Regions from separate parts of the Homo sapiens genome. Here region 2 is linked to region 1. Evidence: read pairs that join two places in POLR2A ChIA-PET (ENCODE). Cell type or tissue: OCI-LY7. All regions are shown on one strand. Links, peaks and the distances in the headings refer to the core of each region. The heading gives the core; the rest is flanking DNA. Region 1 overlaps SCN4A (sodium voltage-gated channel alpha subunit 4). Region 2 overlaps CCDC47 (coiled-coil domain containing 47).

Region 1 (5,365 bases), core at 366-5,365:
TGGGGGCCAGGAGGCCTTTCCTCTGCATGCCCATCCCCAGCAGCCATTGACGCATGTTGGATCCAGCTGTGAAGGGAGGTCCTGAGTCCCCCATGTGAGCCAGATGGAGCTGGGTGAGGGAGGAGGTGGGGGCCCTGGGTCTGGGAGCTGGAGAGGGGCATCCTGGGATGCCATGGGAGGGCGCTGACTGTGCACCCCAAGGCAACCCCAGGCCCATGATGTGGTGCCTGTCCCTGTCCCCCCTCACCCCATCAGCCTGCGTGCAGCGCTGGCCCTGCCTCTACGTGGACATCTCCCAGGGCCGTGGGAAGAAGTGGTGGACTCTGCGCAGGGCCTGCTTCAAGATTGTCGAGCACAACTGGTTCGAGACCTTCATTGTCTTCATGATCCTGCTCAGCAGTGGGGCTCTGGTAGGCACTGCCTGGGAGCACGGGTCAGGGGCAGGGGCCAGGCCCACAGCAGGTCCTCTTGGGGCTCCCTGTCTCCACACACAGGAAGGGCCATGCTCTGGTCAGTCCCAAACCCTGAGAATCCTAAAGGAACTCGCTGTGCCTCCGGGATAGGTTATAGGATGTGCTGACTTTCTAACATGGCAGAGGTGCCTCCCTTATTACGTGGGTGCTGACTTTTGTGCACTCTCTGCTGATAAGGAGGCAGGAGACCCCTGGGAACTGGGGGCGCAGGACTGAAGATGTGTCACTGTGGACCTGCCCAGCAGATGATGGCAATTTGCTGTTGTTGGGCTTGGAGAAGGGGGGCTGAGGGATTCTCCCCACTGGGAAACGCTCTCATCCCCATGATGGGTGGTGGGAGTCCAGGAGATGCGGACAGCCTGTCCCTTGGGCTGGGCCCCCACGGCAGACCCCCGGGAACCAGCAGCATAGAGCAGGGCAGGGGACCTGGCTGCCACCCCAGCCTGCTGGACCCCAGCCACCCTGGTGGTGCTGGTGCCCCCAGGCCTTCGAGGACATCTACATTGAGCAGCGGCGAGTCATTCGCACCATCCTAGAATATGCCGACAAGGTCTTCACCTACATCTTCATCATGGAGATGCTGCTCAAATGGGTGGCCTACGGCTTTAAGGTGTACTTCACCAACGCCTGGTGCTGGCTCGACTTCCTCATCGTGGATGTGAGTCCCCCCACGCTGGCCCCGTAGCTACATCCAGAGGCTGTCAGTGTGGCGGGGACCTCAGGAAGCCCACGCCCTGAAGGGCAGGACCTGCCCGAGGCCACCCCCAGAGTCAGACCCTCAATCAGTGCTGCCCTTCTCAGACAGAGCTGCCCAGGGAGGGGTTAGGGACTGGGAGGCCTTCCCTTCTCCTCAGGGAAAGGAGGCCTTGGGGGAAGACAGCAGGCAGGAGGGCTACTTACCATCCCTGCCAATAGGAGTGGAGGAGTTTCTTACTTCATACATTTTATTTATTTATTTTTAAGATGGGATCTTGCTATGTTGCCCAGGCTGGTCTTGAACTCCTGGGCTCAAGCAATCCTCCTACCTTGGCCTCCCAAAGTGCTGGGATTACAGGTGTGAGCCACCATGCCCGGCCAGGAATGGAGGATTTTCTTAGCCTCTTAGATGGGCTCACAGGCCTCCCCGAAGGAGTCGGGTACCATCCCTCCTACTCACAGTCATCCCCAGTTGGTTGATGACATCACTGAGGTGGTGCCAGGCTCCTACAGGTACTGGGACAGGTCCCAGGGCTGCTCTTCCCACCGGACAGGACCACCCACTAGGGAGGGGATCTAAGGGAGACAACCAGGAGCTGTGAGTCCAGGAAGACCCCCGTGGCCTGGGCTTGAGGGGAGGCTGGGGGCCTTGCACGCACTGATCCCCTCACCCCTCCCCTGCAGGTCTCCATCATCAGCTTGGTGGCCAACTGGCTGGGCTACTCGGAGCTGGGACCCATCAAATCCCTGCGGACACTGCGGGCCCTGCGTCCCCTGAGGGCACTGTCCCGATTCGAGGGCATGAGGGTGGGTGCTGAAGGGGCCTCTGGGGTGGGCTGGGGATGGGGGACCGGCCACCTTCACTGCAGGGTGGAGGGTGCATGTCTATACTCCAACCACCACCAGAGGGAAGCAGAGAGCTTGGACCCACGGCCCTGCCTGAGGCCAGGTCTGGCCCCCACCTCCCCTAGCTGTCCTCCCCGCAGGCCATCTTCTGCCTGCCCCATTCCCACTCTCAGCCCCCGATCCAGCCCGCCCTTAGCTTACCTCTGCCACTACTTGAGGGGAGCAGAGACTGCAGAAGCACCCAGGAGGGCCCCACGGCCAGGGAAGAGGAGGAAGGAAGGCAGGTTTATGTGGTGTTTATGGGTGGTTTATGAGTGGGTTTATGGGTGGCCCTCCCCAGCCTCAGACTGAGCCACCCAGGGCTTTGAAACAAGGTGCCTGCACCCTGGCTCTGAGCCTTCCCCTCACCCCCCACTGATGAGCTTGGCGTCACGGTTGGGGCCATGCCCTTGAGCTTGGGGTCAGTTTGGGGAAGATCCACTCAGGCCCTGGAGAGCGGAAGTGGCAGGTAAACACAGGGTTGCGGCGGGGTGGGGGGGGGGGCAAGAAAAATGGGACTTCCCCAGGAAGAGAGATCTGCTGGGAGCAAGACCTGCTCCAGCGGGACAAATTTCTGCAAATCTAGAGGCCATGGCGAGCCCCCCCAAGCGGCCCCTTCCTGTCCCTGCAAGAGGCCAGCCGAATGCTGGGCCCTCTGACCCCCCAGAGCCAGGGAGCCCTCCCGTTGAGGGGAAACAAGCTGCCTGTGGCCATGCAGCTGGTCAGTGCCCCAACCAGGAACAGAGCTCCCCTGGGCACACCAGGCTTGTGCCACCCACTCTAGAGGTCATGAAATGGCTCCTCCTTAAAAAGAGAGGGGTGTCAGATCCAGCCCAGTCTGCAGTGGTCAGGTGGGCTGTGTGACTAGGGCTGGTGGGGATGGGGCTTCTGTCCCAGAGCTCCTGCTGCTTCAAAGACCCTGGTGCCCTCTTTTCTGTGCCTGTGTCTGGGGCTCTGGGGCTGAAAACCCATGAGCAGGGGCTGGGTCACGTGAGCTGAGTTTCCTATGGGGGCTGAGCAAAGAGTGTTTGTCTCCTGCCTGGTGACCTGTGACCAGGCTGCTTCCAGAGAAACCCAGCACCCCTACTCTGGGCTGATGGCTCCAGTCAAGCAGAGAGCCCTCTTGACCACCAGGCCTGCAGCTCCCTCCCCCTCCCCCTTACCACCCCCAACCTGCACACACACAGCCCAGCAGGTCGGCCCTCCTCTAGGAAGCCCTCCCTAATTGACAATGCCCAGCTCTGCCTGGTCCCCTGGGTGGCGTAGAGATGTGGAGCCCTCTCTCAGAGGCTGGGAGAGGCACTGGCAATGGACCCCCTGGCCCCCAGGTGGTGGTGAACGCCCTCCTAGGCGCCATCCCCTCCATCATGAATGTGCTGCTTGTCTGCCTCATCTTCTGGCTGATCTTCAGCATCATGGGTGTCAACCTGTTTGCCGGCAAGTTCTACTACTGCATCAACACCACCACCTCTGAGAGGTTCGACATCTCCGAGGTCAACAACAAGTCTGAGTGCGAGAGCCTCATGCACACAGGCCAGGTCCGCTGGCTCAATGTCAAGGTCAACTACGACAACGTGGGTCTGGGCTACCTCTCCCTCCTGCAGGTGGTGAGTGTGACCCACCACCCCTGCCGGGAACCTGGATGGAGGTGCCCCCCACCCCGGTCCTCTCGTTGTACCCAACCCCAGTGTCACTCCTGGTTAGGGGACCGCCCACCCTGCTTCCAATGCTGTGGGATCCCCAGGCAGTGTCTAGACCTCTCTGGTCTTTATTTGATGCTAGCCCAGTGGGGCTCTGGCAGGCGGCCTCTGGCAGGGGAGGACCAGGTTGGGTGGGGGAGGGAAACTCATGGATGATGAAAGCAGGGAGCAGCCCCCCGGCTCACTCCCCAACCACACTCTCTCAGGCCACCTTCAAGGGTTGGATGGACATCATGTATGCAGCCGTGGACTCCCGGGAGGTGAGTCGGGGTCGCTGAGATGTGGCTGGTGAGCGAGCCAGGGAAGAGGACTCAAGACAGGAGGGAGACTTGGCAGCACGTTCTGTCCCCGAGACTTGGCAGCCCTGGGGGTGGATGGGTCCTGCCCTCAGGGCTGTGGGGGGCAGGGAGAAGCCAGCGTGCAAACCCACGCCGTCCCACCCTGTGGCTCCCACAGAAGGAGGAGCAGCCGCAGTACGAGGTGAACCTCTACATGTACCTCTACTTTGTCATCTTCATCATCTTTGGCTCCTTCTTCACCCTCAACCTCTTCATTGGCGTCATCATTGACAACTTCAACCAGCAGAAGAAGAAGATGAGTATCAGCCCAGCCCCTCGGGCCCTCCCGGTGCTGGGCCTCCCTCCTGCCTCCTTTGTCCACTCTCCATTGCACAAACCCACAAACGCTGCCTGAGCACCTACCAGGTTGTTGGTTCAGGCAGCTAGCTTGGGTCCCAGTCCCACCAGGCCACCTTGAACAAGTGGCTTGGCCTCCATGAACCTCGGTGTCCTTATCTGTAAAATGAGACTGCTGGGCCAGGCACGGTGGCTCATGCTTGTAATCCCAGCACTTTGGGAGGCCGAGGCGGGCGGATCACAAGGTCAGGAGTTCGAGACCACCCTGGCTAACGTGGTAAAACCCTGTCTATACTAAAAATACAAAAAAAATTAAAAAAAGAAATTAGCCAGGCGTGGTGGCAGGCATCTGTAATCCCAGCTACTCAGGAGGCTGAGGCAGGAGAATCGCTTAAACCCAGGAGATGGAGGTTGCAGTGGGCCAAGATCGCGCCACTGCACTCCAGCCTGGTGACAGAGCGAGACTCCATCTCAACAACAAAAAAAAAGACGAGGCTGCTACAACCTGCCTTGTGGGTTACTCTAGGGCTCAGCGAGATGTTGATGAAAAGTAGCCAGAAACAGGCTGCAAGACAGCATTGATCCCCACTCCCCTTCCCTCCCTTCTCCTCGGTCCCGCATTCTCCCCTTGTCCCTCCATCTCTGACCCTCCCGCTTCCTCCAGGCTGATCAACAGGGGCGGGGGCTGCCTTAAAGGTGAGGTGCCCCACTGAGGTGGGGGTGGTCCTGGAGGCAGGAAGGGGAACTGCACCTCAACCTGACAAGCCCTATCCCACTATACTTAGGGGGGAAAGACATCTTTATGACGGAGGAACAGAAGAAATACTATAACGCCATGAAGAAGCTTGGCTCCAAGAAGCCTCAGAAGCCAATTCCCCGGCCCCAGGTACAGACCTCTGGGCCCCCTGTCCTGTGTGTGCTGCCAGGCTCCTGCCTAGGGGACTGATGGGGGTAAAAGGTTTCCTGCCTTCCACCC
Region 2 (5,314 bases), core at 1-5,000, 200 kb after region 1:
TATAGTATGTTATATTTGAAAGCTCGGTATGATCTGATGTGTTTCTGAAATAAGATGCCATAGTCCAGCTCTAAATTTTTTTTTTTTTTTTTTTTTTTTTTTTTTTTTTTTTTTGAGATGGAGTCTCACTCTGTCACCCAGGCTGGAGTGCAATGGCGCAATATTGGCTCAGTGCAGTCTCCGCCTCCCGGGTTCAAGCCATTCTCCTGCCTCAGCCTCCCAAGTAGCTGGGACTACAGGTGTGCGCCACTCAGCTCTAAATTTTAGACCTTGTAAATGCTGGTCAAGAAAGAGAACAAAGGCCAGGTGCAGTGGCTCACGCTTGTAATCCCAGCACTTTGGGAGGCTAAGGCAAGCAGATTGCTTGAGCCCAGGAGTTCAAAACAAGCCTGGGCAACATCATGAGACCTTGTCTCTACTAGTAAAAAAAAAAAAAAATTAGCTGTGCATAGTGGTGCATACCTGTAGTCCCAACTACTTGGGAGACTGAAGTGGAAGGATTACTTGAACCTGGGAGATTGAGGCTGCAGTGAGCTATGATCACACCACTGCACTCTAGCCTGGGCAGCCAAAAAAAAAAGAGGGAGAGGACAGGCCGGGCGTGGTGGCTCACGCCTGTAATCCCAGCACTTTGGGAGGCTGAGGCGGGAGGATCACAAGGTCAGGAGTTCGAGACCAGCCTGACCAACATGCTGAAACCCCGTCTCTACTAAAAACAAACAAAAAAATCAGCTGGGCGTGGTGGCGCGTGCCTGTAATCCCAGCTACTCAGGAGGCTGAGGCAGGAGAATTGCTTGAACCTGAGAGGCAGAGGTTGCAGTGAGCAGGGATCGAGCCACTGCACTCCAGCCTGGGTGACAGAGGGAGACCCTGTCTCAAAAAAAAAAAAGGGAGAGGACAAAGTTCTGAAAGATGTGAATTTTAGTAAGAATAATCTTGAGATAATTGAAGAATATTCTTAGGAGCAAAGGGGTCACGTGTCCAAGAAAATGTGAGCTGCTGTGCGGGCCTGCATTTGACAGCAGTGTCATTAATGCTGTTGAGTGAACTGCCCAGGATACTGCAGGCCTGTCATCATCATCTTACCCCTTTTATCATTTTTTTGTTTTATTTGACTTGGTTTAGTGATAGGTATTTTTCCCCTGAAAATGTAGCTCTGTGTTTATGCAGTCTTCTTTATAAATAAATATGGCTTTTTATGTACATGTGAAGAATCTACAGAGGAATCATTAATAGGTAATGCCTTTCATTTTTCTATAAAAGGAAGTTCTACATTTCTTTCTAAGGTTTGAAACTATAATGAGTTAAAGGAAGAGGGGGCCTGAAACTTAACCTGAGTCAGATTGTAAGCTTCTTGTCGATGTAAATCATTTAATTTTTTTGAACTACCACTTTATAGTATCTGGTCTGGGCACCTTGTAAAAAGATCTGGTGAACTCAATAGAACAACCCACCCAACCCCCTCTACCAGTATATGATATGAAAGCTCCTTTTTTTCTTTTAATTTATTTTTATTTTTATTTTTGAGACAGGGTCTCACTCTGTTGCCCAGGCTAGAGTACAGTGGCAAAATCGTAGCTCGCTGCAGCTTCGAACTCCTGGGCTCAAGCCATCCTCCCGCTTCGGCCTCCCAATATGCTGGGAATACAGGTGTGAGCCACTGTGCCCAGCCAGAGAGCTCCTCTTCACTCACATCTTTTCAAAAACTAGTTATTAATTTTTTTTTTTTTTTGAGACAGAGTCTCGCTCTTTCACCAGGCTGGAGTGCAGTGGCGCGATCTCAGCTCGCTGCAGCCTCCACCTCCCGGGTTCAAGCGATTCTTCTGCCTCAGCCTCCCTAGTAGCTGGGACTACAGGCACATGCCACCATGCTCAGCTAATTTTTGTATTTTTAGTAGAGATGGGGTTTCACCATGTTCAGGATAGTTTCAATCTCTTGACCTCGTGATCCGCCTGCTTCAGCCTCCCAAAGTGCTGGGATTACAGGCGTGAGCCACCGTGCCAGGTCTTTTTTTTTTTTTTTTTTCCTTATTCTGGTAGTGGGGAAATGGTATCCCACTTGTTTTGTTTTGTTTTGTTTTGTTTGAGACATAGTCTTGCTGTGTTGCCCAGGCAGAGTGCAATGGCATGATCTCAGCTTACTGCAACCTCTGCCTCCTGGGTTCAAGCGATTCTCCTGCCTCAGCTGGGATTACAGGTGCCTGCCTCCATGCCCGGCTAATTTTTGTATTTTTTAGTAGAAATGGGGTTTCACCATGTTGGTCAGGCTGGTCTCGAACTCCTGATCTCAGGTGATCCACCCACCTCGGCCTCTCAAAGTGCTGGGATTACAGGCGTGAGCCACTACGCCCAGCTATTTTTTGAATTATTATTTGAAGTTGAACATTTTTCATGTGTATTGACTTAACATAAATATCTCTTAAATGTGCTAGCATAAATATATTTATCTTTTTTTTTTTTTTTTCTTTGAGACAAACTCACTCTGTCGCCCAGGCTGGAATGCAGTGGCACAATCTTGGCTCACTGCAACCTCCGCCTCCCAGGTTCAAGTGATTCTCGTGCCTCAGCCTCCCAAGTAGCTGGGATTACAGGTGCCCGCCACCACACCTGGCTAATTTTTGTATTTTTAGTAGAGATGAGGTTTCACCACATTGGCCAGGCTGATCTTGAACTCCTGATCTCTCAAGTAATCCACCCACCTCAGCCTCCCAAAGTGTAGGCGAGGTTTCACCACATTAGCCAGGCTGGTCTCGAACTCCTGACCTCTCAAGTGGCCCACCAGCCTCAGCCACTGCGCCCGGCCAATATTTCTTATACATGATATTGTATTCTGTGTATCATTAGTTTTACACATGTGTGTAATATGTAATATGGGAGATAGGGATAGATAGTGCTGGGAAAAGAGTGAATGTGGTGAAGGTAGGGGTTGGGACAATGGGAAGAGGACATTGGGATCGAACCTGGGAGGCAGAGGTTGCAGTGAGTCGGGATTGCGCCATTGCACTCCAGCCTGGGGAACAAGAGCGAAACTCCACCTCAAAAAAAAATTGAAAAGAAACCTAAGATAGGCCGGGCGCGGTGGCTCATGCCTATAATCCTAACACTTTGGGAGGCCGAGGCAGGTAGATCACTTGAGGTCAGGAGTTCAACACCAGCCTGGCCAATATGGTGAAACCCCATCTCTACTAAGAATACAAAAATTAGCTGGGCATGATGGCACACACCTGTAATCCCACCTACTCCGGGGGCTGAGGCAGGAGAGTCATCCCAGGCAACAGAGCAAGAATTCTGTCTCAAAAACAAACACAAACAAAAAAAAAAACCTGGCCAGGCACATTGGCTCACGCCTGTAATCCCAGCACGTTGGGAGGCCATAGTCGGTGAATTGCCTGAGGTCAGGAGTTTGAGACCAGCCTGGCCAACATGGTGAAACCCCGTCTCTGCTAAAAATACAAAAATCAGCTGGGTGTGGTGGCACATGCCTGTAATCCCAGCTACTCGGGAGGCTAAGGCAGGAGAATGGCTTGAACCCGGAAGGCAGAGGCTACAATGACCCGAGATTGTGCCACTGCACTCCAGCCTGGGTGACACAGCAAGACCCTATCTCAAAAAAAAATAAAGAAAAAACCTAAGACAGTCAATAGTTCCCAAACCAGGAATTTACAAATCACCCTTTGAAACCTAATTTGTTGCACTATGAAGAACTATATATGCTTTGCACTTCTTCTTTTCTTCCCTATTTTCTCCATCCTGTACCAGTTGAGTATATTTCTGAGCACATTTTTACCCCAGTACCCTAAAAATAAGAAGTTTGAGATTGTAGCTGAAATAAACTTTTAATCAGGTGTGACCACTAGTGGCCAACAGTGAAGTCATACTTTGACTTGACCTCTAAGGCTTCTATCAGTCCACGTAATAATAACCTGAACCTTCTTACTCTTCTATGTAACTTCCTAATTCCTAAATAAAAATATGATAAATTTGATAATTTTTATCACATTTGATAAATATGATGTCTCAAATAGAGCATTATGAATTTAAGTATTATGTGCAGGTATGGTGTCTGTGCTAATAAGAAATTTGCAATGAATAACCTGATGGAACAAGATTCTTAAAATTTATTGAACTGAAGTAGAATGTATCTTCTGGCAGTTATACATTTATGATATAATGCCATCATGAATGGTATGGTGAACATCAGGCTAAGTGTTCCCTGGGTACAGAAAAAAATCAAACCAGAATAACAAAGGCTGGTTAATTATAGTAGTTTCTTTCAAAACTGAGATTTTAGTTTACCTTTGCTTCATTTGAAGTTGATTTAATTTTTATTCACTAATGTAGATATTGGCAATTATTTTTATAACTATCTTCTAGAATGTTATGGTGCAAGCCTAAGTTTTTGAATAATACTATAGGCAGTATTCTAATTTGGATTTTTTTTTAACATATGTTTCAAGCTTAATTTGAATTCTCTCGTCCCCACTCCCTTTCTCTATTTATTACCCCTTCTTTCTCTAGGAGGCTGCATTGAGGCGTGAGCAAAAGAAGTTGGAAAAGAAGCAAATGAAAATGAAACAAATCAAAGTGAAAGCCATGTAAAGCCATCCCAGAGATTTGAGTTCTGATGCCACCTGTAAGCTCTGAATTCACAGGAAACATGAAAAACGCCAGTCCATTTCTCAACCTTAAATTTCAGACAGTCTTGGGCAACTGAGAAATCCTTATTTCATCATCTACTCTGTTTGGGGTTTGGGGTTTTACAGAGATTGAAGATACCTGGAAAGGGCTCTGTTTCAAGAATTTTTTTTTCCAGATAATCAAATTATTTTGATTATTTTATAAAAGGAATGATCTATGAAATCTGTGTAGGTTTTAAATATTTTAAAAATTATAATACAAATCATCAGTGCTTTTAGTACTTCAGTGTTTAAAGAAATACCGTGAAATTTATAGGTAGATAACCAGATTGTTGCTTTTTGTTTAAACCAAGCAGTTGAAATGGCTATAAAGACTGACTCTAAACCAAGATTCTGCAAATAATGATTGGAATTGCACAATAAACATTGCTTGATGTTTTCTTGTATGTCTACATTAAACTTGAGAAAAAGTAAAAATTAGAACACTGTATGTAGTAATGAAATTTCAGGGACCCAGAACATAATGTAGTATATGTTTTTAGGTGGGAGATGCTGATAACAAAATTAATAGGAAGTCTGTAGGCATTAGGATACTGACATGTACATGGAAAATTCTAGGGACAGGAGCATCATTTTTTCCTTACCTGATACCACGAACCAGTGACAACGTGAATGCT

What was found. ChIA-PET counts read pairs that join two places held together with the same protein. Peaks named below come from ENCODE experiments on the same cell type or tissue, not always from the same donor. Only the 100,000 strongest peaks of a DNase experiment are listed, where the experiment ranks them.
Region 2: POLR2A ChIA-PET joins it to region 1 with 5 read pairs; 1 of 35 experiments calls an interaction of 5 or more read pairs at or near these places.

What each region holds. Positions count from the first base shown.
Region 1 is chr17:63,943,656-63,949,020 of GRCh38, reverse strand. It overlaps SCN4A (sodium voltage-gated channel alpha subunit 4), which reads left to right. Exons shown (of 24, transcript NM_000334.4): 16 at 256-410; 17 at 958-1,131; 18 at 1,854-1,976; 19 at 3,383-3,661; 20 at 3,961-4,014; 21 at 4,211-4,348; 22 at 5,171-5,275. Among named protein-coding and RNA genes, the nearest start is that of CD79B, 14 kb to the right of the region's middle. RefSeq lists enhancers at 1-322, 1,960-2,533 and an insulator at 1-3,168. In OCI-LY7, for the core only: CTCF peaks have their summits at 2,058 (motif pointing right), 4,762 and 5,005; DNase peaks (open chromatin) are centred at 2,100, 2,400, 2,696 and 3,090; H3K4me3 peaks cover 2,093 bases; H3K27ac peaks cover 2,170 bases.
Region 2 is chr17:63,746,166-63,751,479 of GRCh38, reverse strand. CCDC47 (coiled-coil domain containing 47) reads left to right here. Exons shown (of 13, transcript NM_020198.3): 13 at 4,519-5,314. The coding sequence ends at 4,599. Among named protein-coding and RNA genes, the nearest start is that of STRADA, 7.0 kb to the right of the region's middle. In OCI-LY7, for the core only: a CTCF peak has its summit at 3,871; no DNase peak of the experiment used is centred there; H3K27ac peaks cover 978 bases.